Regions from separate parts of the Mus musculus genome. Here regions 1 and 3 are each linked to region 2. Evidence: chromatin loops called from intact Hi-C (ENCODE). Cell type or tissue: heart. All regions are shown on one strand.

Region 1 (8,000 bases), 52 kb before region 2:
GATGGGAGTACTGGATATGATGGTATCTCAGGGGAAAAGATGCCTCAGCATGGGCCTGCAAAAACACCTGCTTACCTCCCACCATAGCAAGCCTCCACCAAACATATCCCTGGTTTTCTATTTCTTTTTATAAAGCATAACTGTCACTACCCAGTTCTCATATGCACCCAATAAAAATTAAGCTTGTTTTGAATTTGGCTCTAAATTGTGGTAGTGAACTTCTTCTCCCCAAGTTACCTGACAGTGTGTATCAGACTGAGGTTCCGCAGCCATGGGGAAGCTTCTTTGTAGGATCCTTTTATGTGAATAATGTGCGGGTACTTGGTGCTGGGTCCTGGCCAATCATAAGCACTAGATCCTTCCCTTCACAGCCTCATGGCCATTCTCACGTACTCTTTATCTTGTTATTTATGTGAGTTAGAGCTTTACAAATGTCAGTCCATTTTAGTTCTGAAAACCCTTGCTCTGTATCTCTATCCATCTGTGTGATCAGGCAAGACAGTGCTGAGGTCCGTCCATCTTGTGCCCTCGGTAAGGCCATTTCCAGGTTTAACCAGAATCTGATCTCCTTCATGGAGAATCCATTGAAAACTACCTTGCTTTATTCTAGGAACCAACGTTCTGGATGTCCTAGGTCACTTATCCAAGCCTTCAGTAAAACTACAGGTTTATGTGAAACAACCTTCTCACCCTCCTTAGTTTCACCCCCACCTCCCCACTGGCTAAGCTCCCCTTAAGATCCCTTGCTTCAAACTGCTTACTTCTTCCATGTCCCTGTGCCTAAGAAGACAGGATGTTTTTTCAGACTTTAAAAGCTCTATATTCTAGACACTCAGTGCCACAGCTAGGTACCCAATACTTGGGTGCGGTCCCATATGTCTGGAATAAAGACTTTCAATTGGATTTATACTCAGTGTAAATGCGTGAATGGCCATCTCTGGTGAGCTTCCAGTCATACCTGTTACAGTGGTCTTAATGATTATGGAAGCTTTGAAGCTGTTCACACAAAGATTCAGCTCTCACCTCAAAGGGGATGAAAGAGAGTTCATCCTGAAGCCAAATATAAATGAGGGTGATCCGGAGGAAAGCCTTCGGTTAAATCTGATAAGTTATTTCTCTGCCAGTGTTGAAAGAAACTATCTATATCTGTATCTGTGTCTGTGCCTATATCTATCTCTATTTATATCGATAGATAGATAGATGATAGATAGATAGATAGATAGATAGATAGATAGATAGATAGATAGATAGATAGATAGATATGTGTGTGAGTGTGTGTGTGTGTGTGTGTGTGTGTGTGTGTGTGTGTATGCAGATTATTCAAAAGGTACTCTCAGGCAGGTTCACTGGCCCCAAAGACCAAGGCCAAAGAAGTTGCTGAGAGAGAGAGAGAGAGAGAGAGAGAGAGAGAGAGAGAGAGAGAGAAAGAGAAAGAGAGAAAGAGAGAAAGAGAGAGCAAGGAAATTGGAAACACAAGGATAGTGAAAAGAAGAGCTAGAAGGAGAGTAGGAGAGAGCGAAGGAGGGGGAGGAGAGACCATACCATCTGGATTATATAGGGAAGAGGCTCTCAGGAAGGGCAGCTTAGCCTCTGGGCTGGAAGATTCAGGGTTGGAGATAGGGAATGCCAGGTAAGGACTGAGGGATGCTGGGATAATGTAGAGGCCAGGTCTGCTTTAATATGTAAAATATGAACTTCAGTCCCTAGTATCCAGAGTCTGAAACCAAACAACCTCAAGTTCCATGTATCAATGTGATGAAGGTTTTATAGTAACAACAAAGAAAGTTCTAAATCAAGGTACTTTTCAAGCACACTAGTGGAAACGGCAGGTAAAGGGGTTCAGGACACCTCTGCTATAGGCTCCAGGTGGCATCTGATGACTCACGGGCTTCTGGTAGGAGGAAGCTAGGGTGTTAAAATGCAGTCCTAAAGATTCTGTTAGTCACAGGATGTTACATCAGAAGAGAAGTAGCCAAGGAATGGCCATTAAGGGTGGTAAATAAATCCTAAGATAAATTACAATAACCCTGAACCTGCAACATTGTAACCACTGCACAGTCTCAGCCGTTCTGTTCTATTACCAGCTTTGGAGATGATTCAGTGCAAGGTGAGGCTCCTTTGCTGCAACTTTCCTTTGAAGTCCCCACCTCCATTTCCTGGTAAACATCTGGATTGCCATTACTTAAGGCCCAGTGCAAAGAATATACTATCCCTGGACTTGGGAAGAGAAAGGGCATTCTAGGTGCTCCAAATAGAACATTTATATCATTGTCTTCCCTTCTCTCTTTGAAGAGATTTAGTTTAGTTGGGTCTGTCAATCACCTGGCCAAGAGACAGCCCCCCCTTGGGAAGGCAGATTCACCTAAAGTCAGGCTACAATGGGACATGGTTCTGTTATAAAAAGGAACAGAGTGCTAAGTGGTCAGAACTTGGCATGCTCCCTAGACTATGTGAAAGAAGCCAGGCCCAGAAGGTGTGCACTGCTTGGGGTTGTTTACACAAAGTATACAGAACAGAATTTGTAAAGATGGAGGGAAGACAGTCAGGGGTTGGGGGAGGGGGTGAAGAGTGTGTGCACAATATGTGTGACATTGCATGTGGAGGGATGGTGACATTGCCTGTTGAGCTACAGAAAGGCAGGCTTACAGAGAGCACAGACGCGCTGGGCTTTTTACCTGGGCACAGGGATTATGGCCATGCGTCCTCCTGTTTGAACAGTAAGTGCTCTTCCTCAGGAGCCACTTCCCCAGCCCAGGCTGGGCTCACACTCATGTTCTTCCTGCTCGCCTGTCCCCAGCGCTGGGACTGCAGGTCAGCACAACCACAGCCGCTTAAGGCTTTTTTCCTAAGTCCGGGGTCTCTGTTATTGCTTGGATTCTGGTGTAAGACATGGAGTTCTCCTGTTTTGTAACAACTGTAGTTTTGTAACTGAATGCAGTGGTTTTGCCCCAAAGAAACTGCTCATATATGCCTGGAAAAGAGGAAATGAGAGTCTCAAAGATCATCTTTCTTTTTTTTTTTTTTTTTTTCTCATTTTCCATACAGGGTTTCTCTGTATAGCCCTGGCTGTCCTGGAACTCACTCTGTAGACCCGGCTGGCCTCAAACTCAGAAATCCGCCTGCCTCTGCCTCCGGAGTGCTGGGATTAAAGGCATGTGCCACCACTGCTCAAAGCTCATCTTTCTAAATAAAGCTGGAGGATAAAGAAGAGACTTAGACTTTGGAGGCTGAGCTCTATGTCAAGGTAGAAGAGGCCCAGCCTCAATCCCAAATTCAACTGCAGAGATGAGCTCCCCTAGAGGCCGAATGTAGCATGACAACCAGCGAGTTTATTGTCTAGAGGAGTGAAGACAGGTGCTTTGGGCTGGTTCTATGTGGTTTTCTTTGAAAGGCAATATCTGAAACAAAGAAGCACAAAAACTGAAAATTAAGCAGCTTTTCTCCTTAAAAGCCGAAGAATTTGTTATTGAGTGACTGCTTAGCTCTTGAGATGAAACTGAGGATCTATTTGAGTTGATTTTAATTATTTTCTTTAATAATTTTTTTATTGCTTTGGTGTGTGAGGTAAGGATTACTCTATTCTGATGGTACCCAGATGTCCCAGAAAAGAGGAAATAAGAGTCCCAAAGATCATCTTTCTTTCTTTTTTTTTTTCATTTTTGATACAGGGTTTCTGTGTATAGCCCTGTCAGATGTGCAAATACTATTATTGTCGACACAGACAGACATGGTACTACTGTTAAAAATCACCCCAGCATGTATAGGAGCTGGGCTTCTGGACTCTGCTTGCTCCTGTCTTTATGTTTGTATTTCACTGGTTTTTTGTTTTCTTTTGTTTCGTTTCTTTTGTTTGAGACAGAATTTCAAGTAACCCACGAACATTTTGTTTCGTTTCTTTTGTTTGAGACAGAATTTCAAGTAACCCACGAACATCTAAGACGTTGAGGATGCTCTTGAACTTCTGATCCTATCTCCCCTGGCTTTGGAGTTCTGGGATTACAGAATTGCACCAGCAAATTCTGTGATTCTTCCAATTTCATGTGAATTTCAGTAGGAACCACTCCTTGCCTTTTTCATCCCCTCCCTCTCCTCCCTCTCCTCCCTCTACTCCCTCTACTCCCTCTCCTCCCTCCCTCCCTCCTTCCCTTCTTTCTCTCCTATCTCTCCACCCTCCACCTGACAATCTGAGTTTGAGCCCTGGAATCCACAAAGTAGAAGTCCTGTAAGTTGCCTTGTGACCTCCACACATGCACTTGTCACATCCATGTGTGCACATAAACATACTTGATTATTAAATAATAATAATTAATTAATTAATTTAAAATCCTTCCCATTTTTAAGCCTAGAACCCTTCCATTTATTTAAGCTGCCTTCATTTCTTTCACTACTTTTAATGTCCTAAGCTTGTGCCACTTTGTTTAAACATATTCCTAGGTGTTTTCTTCTTCTCTAAGTTATTGTAAAAAGAACTGTTGCCTTCACTTCTTCTTGCTCTTCATTGATAGTCTATAGAAAACACCCATGGCTTTGTGTGCTGCCCTCATAGCCTGCATTTTGGCTGACTTTTCCCACTTAGATCTTCCTGCTTATTACAGAACCTTCCTGATGGTTCTGCCTTTCCAGGTAAATCCTTCAATAGAGGGTGTGGAAAACAGGGCGTGGAGAACACACCTGTGATCCCAGCACTGAAGGACCTCAAGTTCAAGGCCAGACTGGCTTACAAAGGATTGGAGGCAAGATCCTGAAAGCCTTGTGGACAGAGGTAGTTCCTCTGCTTGGCCAGCAGGTGGCAGATTCTCCCCCAGTTCACGTGGCTATCTCTCCACAAGTCCATGCCCTAATCTCCTCTACTCAGGGATTATTCAAGTACATTAAGATCTGCTCTAATGGCTTCATTTTGTCTTAGTTAATAGCCCTGTGGCAATACAGCTGAGACACTAGGGACACTGGGGACTAAGGGCTTCAACACATGAGGCTGCAAAATGTGAAGGTTAAAAAGCTGCTTTGGGTTATCTTCAATCGTATGTTCTTGTTTGTACTGGTTTGTATATGCTTAGCCCAGGGAGTGGCACTGTTAGGAGGTGCACCCTTCTTTTTTTTTTTTCCAGGTCTTTAATTAAAATTTCTGTTTATTTAAGTCCTCCTTTTGGCTCTTGAAACTTTACATTTCTTTTTTTTTAATTAATATTTTTATTACATATTTTCCTCAATTACATTTCCAATGCTATCCCAAAAGTCCCCCATAACCTCCCCCCCACTTCCCTACCAACTCATTCCCATTTTTATTGGCCCTGGCGTTCCCCTGTACTGGGGCATATAAAGTTTGCATGTCCAATGGGCCTCTCTTTCCAGTGATGGCCGACTAGGCCATCTTTTGATACATATGCAGCTAAAGTACAGAACTCCCCGGGGTACTGGTTAGTTCATAATGTTGTTCCACCTATATGGTTGCAGATTCCTTTAGCTCCTTGGGTACTTTCTCTAGCTCCTCCATTGGGAGCCCTGTGATCCATCCAATACCTGACTGTGAGCATCCACTTCTGTGTTTGCTAGGCCCCAGCATAGTCTCACAAGAGACAGCTACATCTGGGTCCTTTCGATAAAATCTTGCTAGTGTATGCAATGGTCTCAGCGTTTGGAAGCTGATTATGGGGTGAATCCCTGGATATGGCAGTTTCTAGATGGTCCATCCTTTCGTCTCAGCTCCAAACTTTGTCTCTGTAACTCCTTCCATGGGTGTTTTGTTCCCAATTCTAAGGAGTGGCATAGTGTCCACACTTCAGTGTTCACTCTTCTTGAGTTTCATGTGTTTAGCAAATTGTATCTTATATCTTGGGTATCCTAGGTTTTGGGCTAATATCCACTTATCAGTGAGTACATATTGTGTGAGTTCCTTTGTGAATGTGTTACCTCACTCAGGATGATGCCCTCCACGTCCATCCATTTGGCTAGGAATTTCATAAATTCATTCTTTTTAATAGCTGAGTAGTACTCCATTGTGTAAATGTACCACATTTTCTGTATCCATTCCTCTGTTGAGGGGCATCTGGGTTCTTTCCAGCTTCTGGCTATTATAAATAAGGCTGCTATGAACATAGTGGAGCATGTGTCCTTCTTACCGGTTGGGACATCTTCTGGATATATGCCCAGGAGAGGTATTACTGGATCCTCCTGTAGTACTATGTCCAATTTTCTGAGGAACCGCCAGACTGATTTCCAGAGTGGTTGTACAAGCCTGCAATCCCACCAACAATGGAGGAATGTTCCTCATTCTCCACATCCTCGCCAGCATCTGCTGTCACCTGAATTTTTGATCTTAGCCATTCTGACTGGTGTAAGGTGGAATCTCAGGGTTGTTTTGATTTGCATTTCCCTGATGATTAAGGATGTTGAACATTTTTTCAGGTGCTTCTCTGCCATTCGGTATTCCTCAGGTGAGAATTCTTTGTTCATTTCTGAGCCACATTTTTTAATAGGGTTATTTGATTTTCTGGAGTCCACCTTCTTGAGTTCTTTATATATATTGGATATTAGTCCCCTATCTGATTTAGGATAGGTAAAGATCCTTTCCCAATCTGTTGGTGGCCTTTTTGTCTTATTGACGGTGTCTTTTGCCTTGCAGAAGCTTTGGGTTTCATGAGGTCCCATTTGTCAATTCTTGATCTTACAGCACAAGCCATTGCTGTTCTATTCAGGAATTTTTCCCCTGTGCCCATATCTTCAAGGCTTTTCCCCACTTTCTCCTCTATAAGTTTCAGTGTCTCTGGTTTTATGTGAAGTTCCTTGATCCACTTAGATTTGACCTTAGTACAAGGAGATAGGTATGGATTGATTCGCATTCTTCTACATGATATCAACCAGTTATGCCAGCACCAATTGTTGAAAATGCTGTCTTTCTTCCACTGGATGGTTTTAGCTCCCTTATCGAAGATCAAGTGACCATAGGTGTGTGGGTTCATTTCTGGGTATTCAATTCTATTCCATTGGTCTACTTGTCTGTCACTATACCAGTACCATGCAGTTTTTTTTTTTTATCACAATTGCTCTGTAGTAAAGCTTTAGGTCAGGCATGGTGATTCCACCAGAGGTTCTTTTATCCTTGAGAAGAGTTTTTGCTATCCTAGGTTTTTTGTTATTCCAGATGAATTTGCAGATTGCTCTTCCTAATTCATTGAAGAATTGAGTTGGAATTTTGATGGGGATTGCATTGAATCTGTAGATTGCTTTTGGCAAGATAGCCATTTTTACAATATTGATCCTGCCAATCCATGAGCATGGGAGATCTTTCCATCTTCTGAGATCTTCTTTAATTTTTTCTTCAGAGACTTGAAGTTCTTATCATACAGATCTTTCACGTCCTTAGTTAGAGTCACGCCAAGATATTTTATATTATTTGTGACTATTGAGAAGGGTGTTGTTTCCCTAATTTCTTTCTCAGCCTGTTTATTCTTTGTGTAGAGAAAGGCCATTGACTTGTTTGAGTTAATTTTATATCCAGCTACTTCACCGAAGCTGTTTATCAGGTTTAGGAGTTCTCTGGTGGAATTTTTAGGGTCACTTATATATACTATCATATCATCTGCAAAAAGTGATATTTTGACTTCCTCTTTTCCAATTTGTATCCCCTTGATCTCCTTTTGTTGTCTTCAAGTACTATGTTGAAAAGGTAGGGAGAAAGTGGGCAGCCTTGTCTAGTCCCTGATTTTAGTGGGATTGCTTCCAGCTTCTCTGCATTAACTTTGATGTTGGCTACTGGTTTACTGTAGATTGCTTTTATCATGTTTAGGTATGGGCCTTGAATTCCTGATCTTTCCAAGACTTTTATCATGAATGGGTGTTGGATCTTGTCAAATGCTTTTTCTGCATCTAACGAGATGATCATGTGGTTTTTGTCTTTGAGTTTGTTTATATAATGGATTACATTGATGGATTTTCTTATATTAAACCATCCCTGCATCCCTGGAATAAAACCTACTTGGTGAGGATGGAAGATTGCTTTA
Region 2 (8,000 bases):
GCTTAGGACCTCGCCGGTTTTTCCCCTTTTCTTAGATAACCTTTATAGAAAACTCTTAACAACTTAGTAACAAATGCTACAAAGTGTTCCTTTTTCTTCCTGAAACTTCTGACTAGCAGACCTGAAAGTTAGAGCCATTCAGTTCCTGAGGGGAATAGAACGAAAGCCACATTATTTACACACACACACACACACACACACACACACACACACACACACCTACAGGTGTCAATCACCTAAGTCAGCTGCTTTTTTTTAACCCTCAGAAAACAGCAAGAAAGTTTTTAGAACTTTTCAGAAGTTATCATCAGCATTTCAGTATAGTTAGAGAGTTAGAACGGCCAGAGACCCTCAGACTTTAAAGCCACACCAGAGTCCTACTCTGTGCCCTGTCTCTTCCCTCTCCAGGCCGGGAAGCTCCAGGCAGAGGTAGGAAGACCCACTCTAAATCTTGGCCACACCTTCTGGTGGCAGCCTATAGGACATGAAAGAAGGAAGCTCTTTCATTTTGCCTGTTTATCCTCACTCTCAAGGGCACATTCACCTACTCGACTGCTGATGCACTAATTTGCTGGTGTCAGAACCTACTTCTTTAGGATTCCAAAGTACACAGGAGACCAACTGAGACATCTCGTCTCATGAAAAGCTCTCCAGTTGTTGGCCTTTCCACTGGGAAACAGCCATTACTAGGCAAGCCAAAGCATAGCCTGTAGGCCACTCTAATAAATTCCATATGTGTGTTCATCCTATCAGTTCTGTTCCTCTGGAGAAGTCTGACAGACAAATACACTGCATCTTGGAGCAGGGCCAGAGACAGTTGATGTTGTAGGGTCCCACAGGACTCGGGTATAACAGGAGGTGAGGAGGAAACAGTCCTTACCTTCCTAAGCGCAGAAGCCAGCTGCCTGCATAACTGTGCTTGCCACTGACAAGAGGAAGAATAGGAGCTTCTGCACACAACACTGCAGTCTCTTTGGTCAGGCTCCCAAGATACAGAACAATTAACCTCAGAGAGTTAGCATCAGTAATTCAGGGGCTACAACACTCCCTAAACACCCAATTATATGTTCTCTTTCTGTCTCTCGTTTTTTTCAAGACAGGATTTCTCTGTATAGCCCTGGCTGTCCTGGAACTCACTCTGTAGACCAGGCTGGTCTCAAACTCAGAAATCTGCCTGCCTCTGCCTCCCAAGTGCTGGGATTAAAGGTGTGCGCCACCACTGCCCAGCTTCTTTCTCTCTCTTAAATGAGCAAAACAATAACAAAAATGACACACAAATACCCCCATGAAAACACACACACACACAAAGAGAAATCAAAATAAACAAGCAAAAGACCAATATGAAGACTACGAGCCAACAAAGTGGAATGAGATGACAAGAACGCCGCGGAGTTTGGCGTCAGCCAACTATTCCTGGGCACAGGACCTACCCTGATGCGTGGCTGACAAACCCAGTGAGATTCCATTGGAGAAAACATGCTTGCCCTTTTCCAACTGTTATCAATAGCAGATAGTTTCTTGGCTAGGGGTGGGAGCCCATGTCTACTTTGCTTCCTCAGTGCTGGGGCCTCATCTGATCAATACCTTATGTGTGCTGTGACAGTCTCTATGAGTTCATGTGTATCAGTTCTTCCTTGGATTCATCCATCTCCTTTGGCTCCTACAATCTCCACATACATATCTGAGTCTTGGAGGCAGGGGTGGGGCGGGGTGGGGTGGTTTTGATGGAGGCATCCCATTTATGACTGAGTGCTCCAAAGTCTCTCACTCTCTGCACACTGCCCAGTTGTGGATATCTCTGTGTTAGTTCCCATCTACTGCAAGAAAAAGTTTCCCTGATGAGGGCTGAGTCAGACACTAATCCATGGATATAGCAGTAAGACATTAGGGATCATTTTATTGCTAAATTCCTTCAGCAGAAGAATAGTATGGGTTTCCTAAGGAGGCAGGTAAAAGTTAGAATTTACTGGGTTTTCACCAACTGGTGGAGGGCAGGGCATCGTCAATGGCCTCTATGGCTGTGTGTCTCTGTGGTACCACCTTCCTCATCAGATCCAGGGTTAGGGTAAGGCTGACAACAGGAGGATGCAGCAGGGCACCAGTCTTACACCCCTCCCTAAAATTAAGAGCTGGGGCTGGGGAACCTCTGGATTCCAAACTCAAACTCAGGACCTACCAGGGAGAGGCTGCTTTCCAGCAAGCAATGAGGAGCCAAGGTCTGGGAGTCTTGGCCTGGGAGAGCTATAACCAGAGACTAGGCTGGGGAACCCAAGGGAAGAGAGAGGAAGGTAATGTGAAGGACTGGTACTGGGCATGGGATGGGGCATAGGGGTACTTGCTTAAGAACAGAAGAGATCTGACCGACACATAATCCCTGAGAAGAAAAGAAGATGGAAGCTGGTCAGGAGAATACCAGGGCCACCAGAAAGGAGTTCCTGTTTCTGGTTCCTCGTTGTCTCTCACCCCTGCCTGGAAGTTATATGTGAGAACGAAGCTAAAATGGAGAGGAGGAACCTGGGCACCTTTTGGTTGGACCAGCTTGACTGAACAGCTTATCCCTCTCCATGTCTCCATGTCTCACCCCAATTTCTATCATCAGTCCTTCCAAAAGCCCTCAGACCAGCAGCCCAGTGGTAGCCCCATTCCTGGGAGCACCTTTTGCTTTTTGGAGCTCTGCCCTCAGTCTCATAAGCTCTCGCTTATGAATTTACAATAATCATGTCCCTAAAACTCTGCTGCCTGTGAATTTCCCTATTTAACTTCAGAGCTGAGAACTTGAACACTACTGGCTTTGACGGCCTCTGAGTTCCCTAGGATCCTAGCTGAGAGAAAAAGTGTTGGCTCAGGACCACTAAGACCAGGTTCTCAGCACAAAGGAGTTGTATTTGCCCCAGAAGGACAGAAGGCAGGGATAAGAGACAAAGACAGGAGACAAGGGATGAAGGGGCAAGGGGGAGGAATAAGGGGCAAGGGAGACTGGTAGGGGGCATTTGTCTTGGGGGACGAAGGTCTGTGTCTGGATAGAGAGAAGACAGGTGGGGCCCATGGGCAGATGGGAAACCCTATATTAGCATGAGCTGTTTAATTTTAATTGAGCATGCTACTTAGGTGAGCCAAAGGGGTCTTTTGATTGCTGGACCTTGGTCGTCAGCCTCAGGAGGAGGAAGTGGCCAAATAAGGGAATAGACCTTGGTAGCTAGCTTTAGGAATGAAATCTAACAGATTTTAGCAAGGCAGAAAGAATTGGGGAGAAGCATAAGGCCTGCCAGAGCCATGTCTGCCATGCTCGAGCTAGCCAGAATCCCTTCACAAGAATGTCTGGTTTTTTTCCTAAAGTTTGTAGGTCTCTGTTCCTGCCATTTTAAATCAGATTAAAGAGTGCACCCACTTCATGTAGAATTCTGGTTGCACCACTGATCAGGGTGTGGTACTATTCCAGCAACCCCTAGGGTTGGTATAGGGCTAGCAGACAGAAGAGCTGACAAGGTTGTAGCAAAGTTTAGAACCCTGATAAAACTCATAATTGAGAACGGCCGCAGTTCAGACTAGCTTCCGACCAGATTCCTGTCCTAGAGTACAGGACCATGATACTCCACTAAGAGGACCATGACAACTGGTCACATAGCATAGAGCCTAGAGGTCTCTATGCTAATGAGATATCTAGGGGCTCGGAGTGTTTAGCCAATGAGCATTCTTCCTAAGCGTCCCTTTCTGCAAAAGGTATTTAATCTCTGGTTCACCCTGAGTAAATCACATGAGTCTTCATGTGCCATGAATAAACAGTTTGGACAAGCAAGGGCTGTCTCCTTCATCAAGGACCACTATGGGGGGAAGCCTTCATCATACAGAGCTGCACCTAAGTCTCGGGTAGAAGGCCCCTGCACACTCCTGGCACTCACCTGAGTTAAGTTGGAGCCCCCACACGCCCTCATCACAGGCCCTCGGCCCTTGTTCTCCCAACTGCTTGCAGTCCTCAGCGGCCTTGGGATACACAGAAGTATGGGAACCCCATTCTCAATGCCGTTCTCGGCGGCATCTGGGTGCCCAGGAGTTTGAGAACCACAGCCACTGTCCTAGCCCCTGCCATTTCTCACCTGGAGAAACATGGGTTGGGACCCCTATTTTAGACTGCATTTCACCTCCCCTGAGTGATGTGTTGGGGTCCCAGGAGCCTGGTACCCCGACACCCTGGAAGGCAGCTGTGAGGAAGGAACATAGCCTAGCGCCCGTGCATTTCTCCTCCACGAGAGATGTTCCAACACTCAAGCCATAAGATGGAACCGCAGACTCATCAATGGAAGATGGAATTATTAGACCAAGATCCTTAGTCATCTGCCCAGCAGATGGAAAGGCCCTATGGGTGAGGGCTGAAGGGAGTTTGCTCTAGGGCAGGGGACACTCAATTGTGGCATGTGGCTGTGTTCTCATTTTCATCTAATGACTTTAAGCTGATGGTTAGCACGGGAGCTGGATGTGCCACCGTGGCCACCCTTGCCCCTTTAATTCACCGGCAGGCACAGCTTGCCGGAAGAAGCAGAAGCCGACTAACCCTATCCCAGGAGGGTGGTGCTTTCAAACCCGGGCTCCAGGCTTGGCCACACGCGCCCCTAGTGGCAGAAGCTGTCAAAGCAGTAAGAGCGCATTTCAACTTTCAAGTCAATGGAATCTCCCCATAGCAAGCACACGCTGAGAGCTATTACACTCACTAACAACACTGTCCCTCCCTGGGGGCGAGAGGAGGATGCCCGACCCTTCCCGTCCAACCCATAGGAGTTTCCAGGGGCGCTTGGGGGTAATACGGGCATTGAGCGCTCCAGGGAAGATTTAGTCTGACTTGTGTGTTTGGGGAGCCAGAGCTACTTCAAAGGGAGCTTTCACTGGGCAGAACTCCCATTCCACTTTCCTGCTTAGATTCTGGGTCCTACTTAGGACTCACCATGGGCAGGGCACCACAGGCTTCAGACAGGCTGTAAGATACCTGGGAGAGAGAAGAGAAAGTAAATTGGCAGAGGTGGTCGGGAGCTAGCTTTCAGTTTCCTGACTTTTGGGAAGAGGTGGAGAGGCGGAGAATTTGAGTTTCGATTTCCTGAAGTTTAGAGGAGGGAGAGGACTATGGGGACCTTCGGAAGTGAAGGGAGCAGGGGCTCTAATAGAGCCTCTTAGGGCTCTCTGGCCTCTGTCCAGGCCTGGGATGAAGTGTATATGTCATCTCCGTGACATTCCCAGACCACTCCCCTCTGAGGGTGGAGGCTGGGGGCTGGAAATAGCACAGCTGGCCAGAGGCTGGGAGGTTGGAAGGTACCCCAGGGAGAACTTCTGGTCCACATAGAGGGGTCAGGCCCCACCTCACAGTCAGGTGCTGAGTTCTGGCTGGAACTCCTGGCCCCCACTGGAGCCTCTGTCCTCCCTACTTAGACATCCGGGCAAACCTGCCCAGGAGTTGGAGTCTCCATAGCTGTTTTCCTACACCACATCTATCCGCACAACAGCGTTCCCTTTTCATCAACAGTCTTCAGAGACTTGGGGTTAGAGGACAGGGTTCACAAGAGGGGCAGTCCTTCAGAAGTGCCAAGGAATGTCAAGGAAGTCCCTTCTTTAACACCCTGTTCTCTGGGATGGAGGTTGGGTTGGGAGACTGGACTTTGGTAAAATAAAGCTGTTAGAAACTTTATCTTGGAGCTCTCCTCCAGGGCGACCCTACTTCTTGATCAGAACTGATAGGATGGGGTGATAGAGGAAAATTTGGGGTGTCTTTGATTTTGACAGAGCCTTTTTTTGTCAGCTCTTGGTGAACTTAGCTTCAGAGGGCATTCCTCAACAGATAAAAGAAACTAATAATGGCCCTGTCTTCACTGGTTCTCAGTTCAAAACTTTCTGCACACAATGGGAAACTGCCCACCATACGGGGATTCCCCACAACCCTCAGGGCCAAGGGATAGTAGAAAGAATACATCAAATCCTAAAAGCTCAACTTCTAAAACAAAAGCCAACCACCTACCCCCATGTACAATTAACAATAGTTATGACTACACCAAGCATATTTAACATCTACAAAAACTCTAAGCATTCTCCTATTTCCCTCCATTGGCACACACCAAAATTAACCACCCCTACCCCCACCCCCACCCCCATCTTAGTACGATGTCATGATCCTTTGGATGGGATTTGGAAAGGACCAGACTCCTTACAACTGAGAAGGATTTCGTTTGTGTTTTCCCACAGTATCAGCCTATTCCTATCTGGGTTCCTGCCAGAAATGTCAAACACCAACCAAGAAGATAGCCTGCCTCTTACTGGCAGATCAAGGACAGAGGAGGTGGAGGAGGAGGCAGAGGAGATGCCATGCCCAAAAGAACAAGATCTCCTGGAAAGACATTCATGACCTGGTGACTGCTGCCCAGGCATGTGCCTTACACAACCTCCCTTCTCTGTAGCTGTCCTTCAGCCATGGAGAACTGGGTCTACTTGAAAGGGAGGCTAGAAATGATAAAGGATAGGGTGCAAGAGAAGGATGAAGCCAAGACAAAGTTTCTGATCAAGGCTCAAAATTTAATATTCAGCTCTGTGTTTATATAGGGAAAATCCACAGACCCCATCCTTTGTTTCAGCTAGATTAAGTTGCAAAGTAAGCTCAGCGGGCAGTCTGTTCCTGTAAGAAATTGCAAATGGGCTAGATGGAAGATTCCACCTGGGTCTTTAAGGTCCAACTGTGGCAAGCACTTAAGGTCTATTTAGCCTACTCAAGCCTGGAGGAAGGGGACACCTCTCCTTTGTCATTCTTCATACTAACTCCGCTAATGTCCAGCCTCTCTCTAGCCTTCCCAACACTTACCATCAAAGATTCTTCTCTAGGGAGACCTACAACAGATACACACTCAAAAATCATAGGGTCCCAGAATTGCCCACTTGAAGCATGTTGGACCAGGACTGAGATCTCCCTACACCCAGATGGCATCTCCACTATACACAGCCCTTTCCTCTGCTTTCCTTACTGAAACACAGGTGAATGTCTCCAGGAGGTATTGGAGCTGCAGAGTGGAAACCAACCAGCCACAGTGGCACCATGCTCACCAACCTAAAACTCATTTTCAGCTTTCCATCAGCCATCTGTGGGATGAATGTTGTCGAACAGGAGTCATGGGTAAACTCTACCATAATGGCTATGCCAAATACCCCATAGCCAACTTACATGCCTCTCGTGAACTCCCCCTTCCCACCTCCAAATCAATCTTTATGCATGTTAATATTCTTCAATGGGAAAATCAGTCTCAGAAGGAACTCCAAGCTACCCATTCCTGGCTACAGTAAATCCAATATACAGCTGACCTCCTTCCTTTAATGACCCACCCCAACTCCTCCCAAAAACTCCTCTTTTTTCTGTGCTTCTCTCTCCTGACTGCTATTAGCAGCTGTTCCCATAAAACCCATAGACCCTTACCCACAAGGAAAGCACAGGATATTCCTCTCTTCAACCTAAAGGTGGGGCATTTCTTCCCCCTTTTGCCTTGTAGGACCCTCCTCAAAAACCCCATCTTATATGTGCCTGTTACAACACCATCACCAAATCAACATACATCAACCCCCTGCACTTCTCTGGTGCAAAGCACTACAGGCTCCTGCATTAACACTGCCCCCCGCCCCACCCCTTTTCAAGGCTCCTGCAACTCCTATAATAATTGTTTCCCAGATTTATCTCTATGAACCTGAAGAACTTGCCTTGCAGATGGGAGGAAGAGAGAGAGAGAGAGAGAGAGAGAGAGAGAGAGAGAGAGAGAGAGAGAGAGATATCTTCATCCCTCTGCTTGCTGCACTGGGTTTCCTTGTCTCATTAGGCATGACAGGAGCTGGTAGAGCAGCCCTGGTCCAAACACAGCATCTGGCCATCGACTTCCAGACCAAACTTGACCAGGCAATGGCCTCCACTGCAGACACGCTTGAGTCCCTTCAATGCCAGACAACCTCCTTGGCAGGAGTTGTTCTCCAAAACTGGAGGGCCTTGG
Region 3 (8,000 bases), 73 kb after region 2:
GACCAAGAGTAAGTCCAAGGCCGACAACAGCAAGCCGAAGAGGAGGTCAGATAAAGGTGAAGGCCAACCAAGACCCTAACCAGGCAGTGAACACAGCAGCAAAGGCCAGCCAGTGCCGAGGAAGGCTTGGGCAGTGTTGCTGGCATGGATACTAGCATTCCCTCTACCTGGTCACAGGCTCACCCTAAGCCTACTCATGGACTCTTGGTCTGCCCCACTGACTCAGCAAAGGACCCCAGTGTGTACTCTGAGAGTGAGTGGGTGGGTCCTATTCTGAGTGACTACAGGCCAGCTATCCACTGGGAACTCTGGACACAATGATGCTCTCGAGCCTTCAGAAGCAAGGAAGCCAGGACAGAGTTGTATTACACCGCAAATGTAACCTCTTCAATCAGGGACCAGGTCTTCTCCAGGCCACAGATGGCAGACAGACAGCTGGAAGGACTGCAGCTGAAATAAGGGATCTGAACTAAGCAGTCTAAGGATTAGATTGAGGCGCGAGGCCTTTTTACCCCAGCAGGAAGAGCGTTTTGTGAACGGTGATAAACAAGATACACTGTCCTACTGATGCAAAGGCCTTTGTGGGCGGTCAGAGGTGTCCCTAACCATCCCTTGCTCCTGCCCCAAGCGGCTGCCTTCAGTCACAGAGGCCTCATGTTGCTTCTTACATTCTCAACCTCCCAGTGTGAGAACCAGAGGTGCCTCTGTTGGTTCTGGGGTCACCTGCTCCTTCTTGTGTTCGGTACTAGGATCCTCCTACATGAATTACTCTCTGTTTTGGAACCCAAAATCGTATTAAATATTTTTAAGAGCCCCGACTGTGAATACCAGCCAGGCGTGCTGGCTAGTTTTAGGGCAATTTGACACAAGCTAGAATTATTTGGAAGGAAGGAACCTCCTTTGAGGAAATGCCTCAGTAAGATCCAGCTGTAGGGTGTTTTCTTAATTAGTGACTGGTGAGGGAGGACCCAGTTTATTGTGGGTGGTGGCATCCCTGGCTTGGTGATCCTGGGTTCTATAAGAAAGCAGGTGGAGTAGGCCATAATGGGCAATCTAATAAGCAGCACTCCTCCGTGGCCTCCGCATCAGCTCCTGGCTCCAGGTTCTGGCCCTGTTTTGATTCCTATCCTGGTGTCCTTCGGTGGTGAGCTGTGATGTGGAGCCAAATAAAACTCCCCAAGTTGCTTTGGTCATAGTGTTTCACCACAATAATAAAAACCCTGTAAACAAAACAAAACAAAACAAAAACAAAACAACAACAACAACAAAACCCAGGGTCACCTGGTCCCTGTGACCTTGCCCCAGTTGTAGCCGACACCTCCTATCCCACCCACCCTGAGATGGGCTCAGAGATGAAGCTGCAGGACTCAGTCTGAAGTGGGTTGTTGGTAATTAGAGATGGGCTCTGGACTTTGGGAGGGGCCCCCAGTAGGTTGCGCGACCCTCAGTGGTGAATGGGAAGGGTGTGGGAACCTCTGAGAACCATTCTCCAGGAGTCTGTGTTGAACTCCAGCAGAGAGACAAGTCTGAACAGCTACTGGGAGCCCCAGGCCCTCACAGAAGCCCCTGTAGTCTTTCTCGAGGACATTCAAAGGGGCCCAGAGAAGAAAAGTGGAGCCCCCAGGAAGTAAAGCGGGGTCCTGGGAAGTTGGGGGTGGACTTTGCCTGCCATCGGAGACCTGGGACATCAAGGAGGGCTTGAAGAGGCGGGTCACTGGCCTCGTGCATTCTTGGGTTGCAGCAAGCCAATCCCGTTTGGACATCTAGAGCGTACCAGACCAAGCGCTTTACGCCCAGAATCAGCGAAGCAGCTTGGGCAGTCCGACCTACTTGCCCGACCTACTTGCCCAACCTACTTGCCCGACCGACTGGTGGCTCCTACTGTAGCTCTCTGCCTGGAGGCTCTACTGACCTTACCCTCCTACCCTCTTGGTGGCCATCTGTCTCTTGGGGTTAAGGATGGCTCTGTAAAACTTTGGCTCTGTCCACTCCTTCATGTATCCCCATTCATCCTGGCTTTCCACGTGCCAGAGGGGCTTAGCCAAGCCCGTAGGTTCTGCTGGAATCCTCCCACGGGAGGTGGTAGCCAGGAGAGCAGAAGAGGGAGTCCAGGCTGAGGGCGGGGCTTTGGGAGGGAGGGGAGGAGCCTGGGGCAGAGTTTCATTTCCAGAAGTGAGGAGGGAGGTGAGGGGGTGGGGAGAACAAAGGCGGGCTCTCAGGCCTAGGGTGAGGTGCCAGTGTGGAGCCACCTGCCCTGCCCACGCTGGATTAGGTTAGGTCCTAGTCATCTGTTTCATGGCCCAGGCACACGAACCCACTGCATTCCAGCACCCACAGACATATTTCTTCGGGCTTTGGCGGTGTTGAGTCCTTTCGGCACTTCTGTCTCCTGCTCTTGCCAGCTGAGGATCCTCCCCAGAGGACCTTCCTCTGCTCCCTCCAAACCCTGCTGTGACCTCAAAGGGTGCTTAGTCTGTTGGCCTAGGTCTCTCATTGAGATGCTAAGTCTTCTACACACTGGGCGGCTATGAACAGCTTGGGCTTGGTACCTCAGTTTCTAGGGGCTCCCTGGGCCCCTTTGGACTTCCCACTGGGGGCTTGGACCTATCCTCTTCCCTCCTTCCCCTTCTCGACCAAGCCCTCCCCCCCCCCACGTCACCCACACCCCTGCCAGTCTTCATGGGCACTGGAGAGCCCAGCACACCAGAGGCGGCTTCTAGGTTCCACTTGGAAGGACAGCCTGAATGCAGGAAGGTCTCTGTGTTAGCTAATTTTGGTTGTCAACTTGACATATTTGGGAAAGGGACCCTCAACTGAGAAACAGATGCTATCAGGTTGGACTGTGAACATGTGAAGCACTGTCTTACCCAGTAATTGATGTGGGAGAACCCAGACCACGATGGGCAGGGCCATCTCTATGCAGGTGGGCCTGGGCCGGAGCAAGCCAAGGAGAGCAAGGCATTATGCAGCGGTCCTCTGCTGCTTTTAGTTCCTGCCTTGGATTCACCTGATGGTTGACTGTAGCCAGTAAGTAAATAAATCCTTCCCCAAGTTGGAGTCTGTCAGTGCTTTGTCACAGCAGCAGAAACTTCTAGAACAGTCTCTGAGCCCATCCTGGGGCCCCGGGGAATCTGCTGGGGCCCTGTGATTGCTATCTCTGGTTCTGTATTCTGGGAGCTGAGACTCCAGGCTAGTTTCTGGGGATCATTGTGCCAAGATCCTCCGCTTACTGCTGGGCAGACAGAGGGGTTGCATGCGTGATTCTGTAGTCTCCTGCTGTTCCGTGGCAAGACCCGTGGCTTTAAGCTGGTGGCCAGCTCGAGGGCTGAAAGCACCACCCTCACTTCACCCCCAGCCCCTCCTATTTTTCATACATAGGGCAGCTGGAATCAGGCTTAGCTCTGGGCTCTGTGTAATTCCCAGGTGGAGCTGAAGTTCCCACGATGTTACAGGGTCCTGAGCTAGGCTACATGCGCCCCCTGGTGGCAACGGCTCTCACATCCATGGTATTTTTTCAGTCTTGGCCATGTGATAAGCCAGCAAATAATTTGAATAGAATTCAAAGAACTATGTGCATGGGTGTGCTTGTAGTGTAAAGTGTAAGCCCATGGTGTGTATGTGATGTGTGTGGGGGCCTTTTGCAGTATGTGGGTAGTATGTGTGCAGTGTTATATCCTGTCTGGTCCATGTGTTGTATATGGTGTGGTTCTATATAGAAGGTTTCTACATATCCTGTGCTATACAAATGATGTTTTGTGGTATGTGATCTGCATTTATATGTAATCCCTGTATGAATATTGTGTGTATGATGTACAAAGGTGTGTACGTGTGTTATGCATGCTTTGCAAAATATGTTGTATGTGGTGTGCCTGTATGTTCATGAGTGTTGCTTCTGAACATGGTATAATGGTGTGTTTGTGTTTGTGAGAGAGAAACAAAGTATGAGTGTGTGTGTTTGTTTAATGTGGTATGTGGTGTGCATGTGTGTATGGTGTATGTGTGAATGGTGTGTGTGTGTGTAGGAGGGTGGAATGTGTGTGTTAGGATAAACTGAGGGCTTCAAGCCTCCCTAGGGTAACTCAATTGGGGAACTAAACTCATATCATCTGTAAGAGCAGTGTGTACACCATTAACCACTGAGCCATTCCTCTAGTCCCCACAACCGCTTGGTGGGTTTTTAAATTATCAGCTCCATCATTAGAGTCTTGAATCATGGCTGGGCACACGGTCCAGCAGCCATTCCATCACCTCAGAGATAGAAAAACACTCCACCAGTCCAACAGACTTGTGCTCTGCAGCTACATATCTGTGGCCTTGCCACAGGGGAGGGTGACATGGTTGCAAAGAGAAGTCCATTTGGTTGTCATGGTTGCAAAGAGAAGTCCATTTGGTTGCCACAGAGGAGCATCTCCCCAAACTCCTCCATCTTGCTAGGTTCACCTTGGCAGATAAATCAATGAAAGCCTGTCCCACCAGGCAGCCTGTGGGGATGGTGAGTCAGCATGGTACAGTCGAGATGCCTCTGCCCTGCGGTTCTGATTTTTTGTCTTCCTTCCTTCCTTCCTTCCTTCCTTCCTTCCTTCCTTCCTCTCTCTCTGTCTCTCTCTCTCTGTCTCTCTCTTTCTCTCTCTCTGTCTCTCTCTCTCTCTCTTTCTTTCTTTCTTTCTTTCTTTCTTTCTTTGTGTTTGTTTGTTTGTTTGGTTGGTTGGTTGGTTGGTTGGTTTTCGAGACAGGGTTTCTCTGTGTAGCCCTGGCTGTCCTGAAACTCACTTTGTAGATGAGGCTGGCCTCAAACTCAGAAATCCACCTGCCTCTGCCTCCCGAGTCCTCCACCACACCCGGCTCTCTATTTTAATTAATTAATTAATTTTTTTTTTTTGGCATCCTCCCTTGGGATGTCCAGGCACTGATGCATACCAAGCGGGGAAGGATGGAGCAGGGCTGAGTTCTGAGGTCCACATCTTCCCTTGGAGTGTCCAGGCCCTGATGCAGGGATGGATGAAGGGAAGCCGAGAACAGATGGGGGGGTGGATCAGCAGGATCCCTGTCTAGGCACTGAGTGCTGCAGGGAGGAGATCTCTGAGGATCTCAGAGCTACAGTTCTTCAATGCTACAGATGTTTTAGAAAACAGCTCTCTTAAACAATAGTTAACGAAACAGCTTGTGCACATACACTTCATATATATATGTGTGTGTGTGTGTGTGTGTGTGTGTGTGTGTGTGTGTGTGCGCGCGCGCATGCATGTATGTGTGTGTGTGTGCGCGCACGTGCGTGTATGTGTATGTATATGTATGTATCCTTGACACAGGATGGGGTTATCACAGGGAAAGGAGCTTCAGTTGGGGAAGTGCCTCCATGAGATCCAGCTGTGGGGTATTTTCTCAACTAGTGATCAAGGGGGAAAGGCCCCTTGTGGGTGGGGCCATCTCTGGGCTGGTAGTCTTGGTTCTATAAGAGAGCAGGCTGAGCAAGCCAGGGGAAGCAAGCCAGTAAAGAACATCCCTCCATGGCCTCTGCATCAGCTCCTGCTTTCCTACCTGCTTGAGTTCCAGTCCTGACCTCCTTGGTGATGAACAACAGTATGGAAGTGTAAGCTGAATAAACCCTTTGCTCCCCGACCTGCTTCATGGTCATGATGTTTTGTACAGGAATAGAAACCCTGACTAAGACAAAGCCCCACTAAGAGATGGGAGTCCTCCATTTTGCTCAGGGGGGCTGTCTGGACAGGGTAGATTACAACCTTAGTAGAGAAATGTAACCCTTCCTGTTAGGACTCACAAGTTGCTCAGGAGGCAGCCCTCCCTCCTGCCTGCCCTCCCGCCCGCACTCATATTCTGCCTCATACCTTCATTCATGTGAGGCTTCACATTCCTTCCACATCAGGCCTCGTGTCTCCTTCACAACTCCCTCCTCACATGTTCCTCCTTGCCTCATCAACCCTGCCTTATCAGGGTTCCAGTTACTTCTGGACTTGAGAGAAATGATGGACAGTATACACACACACACACACACATACACACACACACACACAATATATATATATATGTCTCTTTGTCTCTTTTGTCATATTGAGGATATTCGCAGATTCACAGACAAACTGGCCAAGTGACCATGGACTGAAACTGAGCCCAAACAAACCTTTTTTTTTCTTCACAACTTGATTGTGACAGGCATTTTGTTACAGTAACAGAAAGCTATGTTACTGTATACTAACAACTGTCAACTATATACTGTCAACACCAGCCTCCCTGTGTCCTGGCAATTTGATGCTAGACTTTGGTACACAAGAAAAATTAAAAGGAAGTGTTCTCAAAACCCTTTACTAAGCATATTCATTTCTAATTGGAATTAACCTGATTGTTCATCAACAGAAGAAAAGATGAAGACCTTGTGGCATAGTTATAAGCAGTGACACATGTAGAACACACTGCCCAGGTACCACTCGGTAGAAGATAGAGCTCCATCCAAGAACAGATGAGATCCAAAGACCGTGGGCTGGCTGTAGACATGGTCCAGGTATAACCATGTGAAAGCCATAGGACATACACCTTGCACAGATGCATTTTATGTGCCTTCTGGATGATGTCACATGTCATAGGTTAATAGGCAAGAAAACACAACAGTAGCAAGGTACTCAGGAAAGCCCCAGATACAGAGTGCACCCAGGACCTGGGATGTCTAAATGAGGCCAAGGGTGTCTGAGACAACTCCCAGTTTTGCTGGTCCCGAGGGATAGGAAGCCTGTAGATGCAGGAAGGTCACGAGGCAGGAACTGAATCAGTAGAGCTAGCATGGATGGTGAGAAAGGGGGCTGTATACTGTGGGCCACTGAGACCAGCTAGCTCATGGTTGGGCAACCCAGAGGGACTCTGCTGATCCAGGCCTATGATTGAGTGACATGGGGACCTGAGAGGAGCCAGCTTGAGGCAGAGGAATGATATAAGTGGTCTGGTGGACAATGACTGAGCGGCACCCAGGAAGGGCTGGCTGGTCCTGGAACAGTGTGGGAGGGACATTTGGAGGAAGATAGGATGATGGGAGAGAGGGAGGGAGTGGACTGGGAAGGAAAGAGCTGCAGTATGGAGAGTGTGTAGTGGGGTTGCCCGGTCAAATCCAGCAGGGAGAGCAGGAACTGAGTGAGGGGAAGAGGCAGCAAGGAACAGAGAGGAGGTGGGAGCCTCAGAGGGGAGAGGGGTACTGGAGGCAGTTTGGGGGATCCAGACAAGAATGCTGACACCACTGAGCCTGCCTGCAGCATGCCCAACACTCTTGGTAAACCACTTTCTTTCACCTGTCCAAAGAGACATCACCTATCTCTGTCTGACAGGTGGGAGGCAGTGGCATGGAGTCAGTGCATGCCTCACTCCAGCCTCTGAATACAGGTTGTAGGTCCTGATAGACTGTGGAGGGTGAGAAAAAGCATCAGAATGGGGGCTAAAGGCAGAGGGCACCTTGAGGGCAGTGACTTCTGGAAGCAAAGCAGGGCAGGCTGACCTTCTGGCTGGATGTATCGTAAATTCAGGCACAACTTCCAGGTTCCACAGGGAGTTGTCAGTAGGCTGTCCGTCATGACTCCATTTCTCTCGGGGTGTGGGGTTAATGTCAGATCTACAGAACACCCTACTGCCTTGCAGATGCAGGCAAACCAAACCTGTTACGGTATTTCCAGGGGCCAGAGTCCTCTAGGCGTGGGCTTGAATAGAGTCTGGGCTAGAAGCCAGAGACCAGGGAGGGATCTAGACAGGGCCACAGGTGATTGACTAACTTCCAGGTTCCCATGTAGAGCTGTCAAGGTGCTGTGACTCATCGGAACACTCCAATGAATCAAGGAGTCAAGGCCACACGTTACCATCACTGTGGAAACGAATGGGCCTCTTTCCCAGTAGCCCTTAGCTTCCTTTCTGGTCTGTAGTGTGTCACGTTGAAGGAACACACTCTGGGCTGGGGGTTGGGCTGTGCCTGGGATCCTCAGCTGGCCCACTCTAGAACCTGCCATTCT

Evidence for each region. A loop is a pair of places that touch in the nucleus more often than their neighbours do. Peaks named below come from ENCODE experiments on the same cell type or tissue, not always from the same donor. Only the 100,000 strongest peaks of a DNase experiment are listed, where the experiment ranks them.
Region 1: it touches region 2 in a loop (3-fold over the local background); 5 of 42 quality-filtered maps call a loop at or near these places.
Region 3: a loop joins it to region 2, with 3 times the contacts of the local background. A loop is called at or near these places in 7 of 42 quality-filtered maps.

Annotation. Positions count from the first base shown.
Region 1 is chr15:75,016,542-75,024,541 of GRCm38, reverse strand. It overlaps Gm28068 (a long non-coding RNA gene), which reads right to left. Exons shown (of 3, transcript XR_875428.1): 3 at 1,269-2,971. Among named protein-coding and RNA genes, the nearest start is that of Ly6a, 23 kb to the right of the region's middle. In heart, CTCF peaks have their summits at 3,191 and 4,765 (motif pointing right); no DNase peak of the experiment used is centred here.
Region 2 is chr15:74,965,005-74,973,004 of GRCm38, reverse strand. Gm28068 (a long non-coding RNA gene) reads right to left here and starts at 6,074. Exons shown (of 3, transcript XR_875428.1): 1 at 4,937-6,074. In heart, no CTCF peak of the experiment used is centred here; DNase peaks (open chromatin) are centred at 4,624 and 5,154; H3K4me3 peaks cover 937 bases; H3K27ac peaks cover 923 bases.
Region 3 is chr15:74,891,983-74,899,982 of GRCm38, reverse strand. No RefSeq gene overlaps it. Among named protein-coding and RNA genes, the nearest start is that of Ly6m, 14 kb to the right of the region's middle. In heart, a CTCF peak has its summit at 3,489 (motif pointing left); a DNase peak (open chromatin) is centred at 3,422.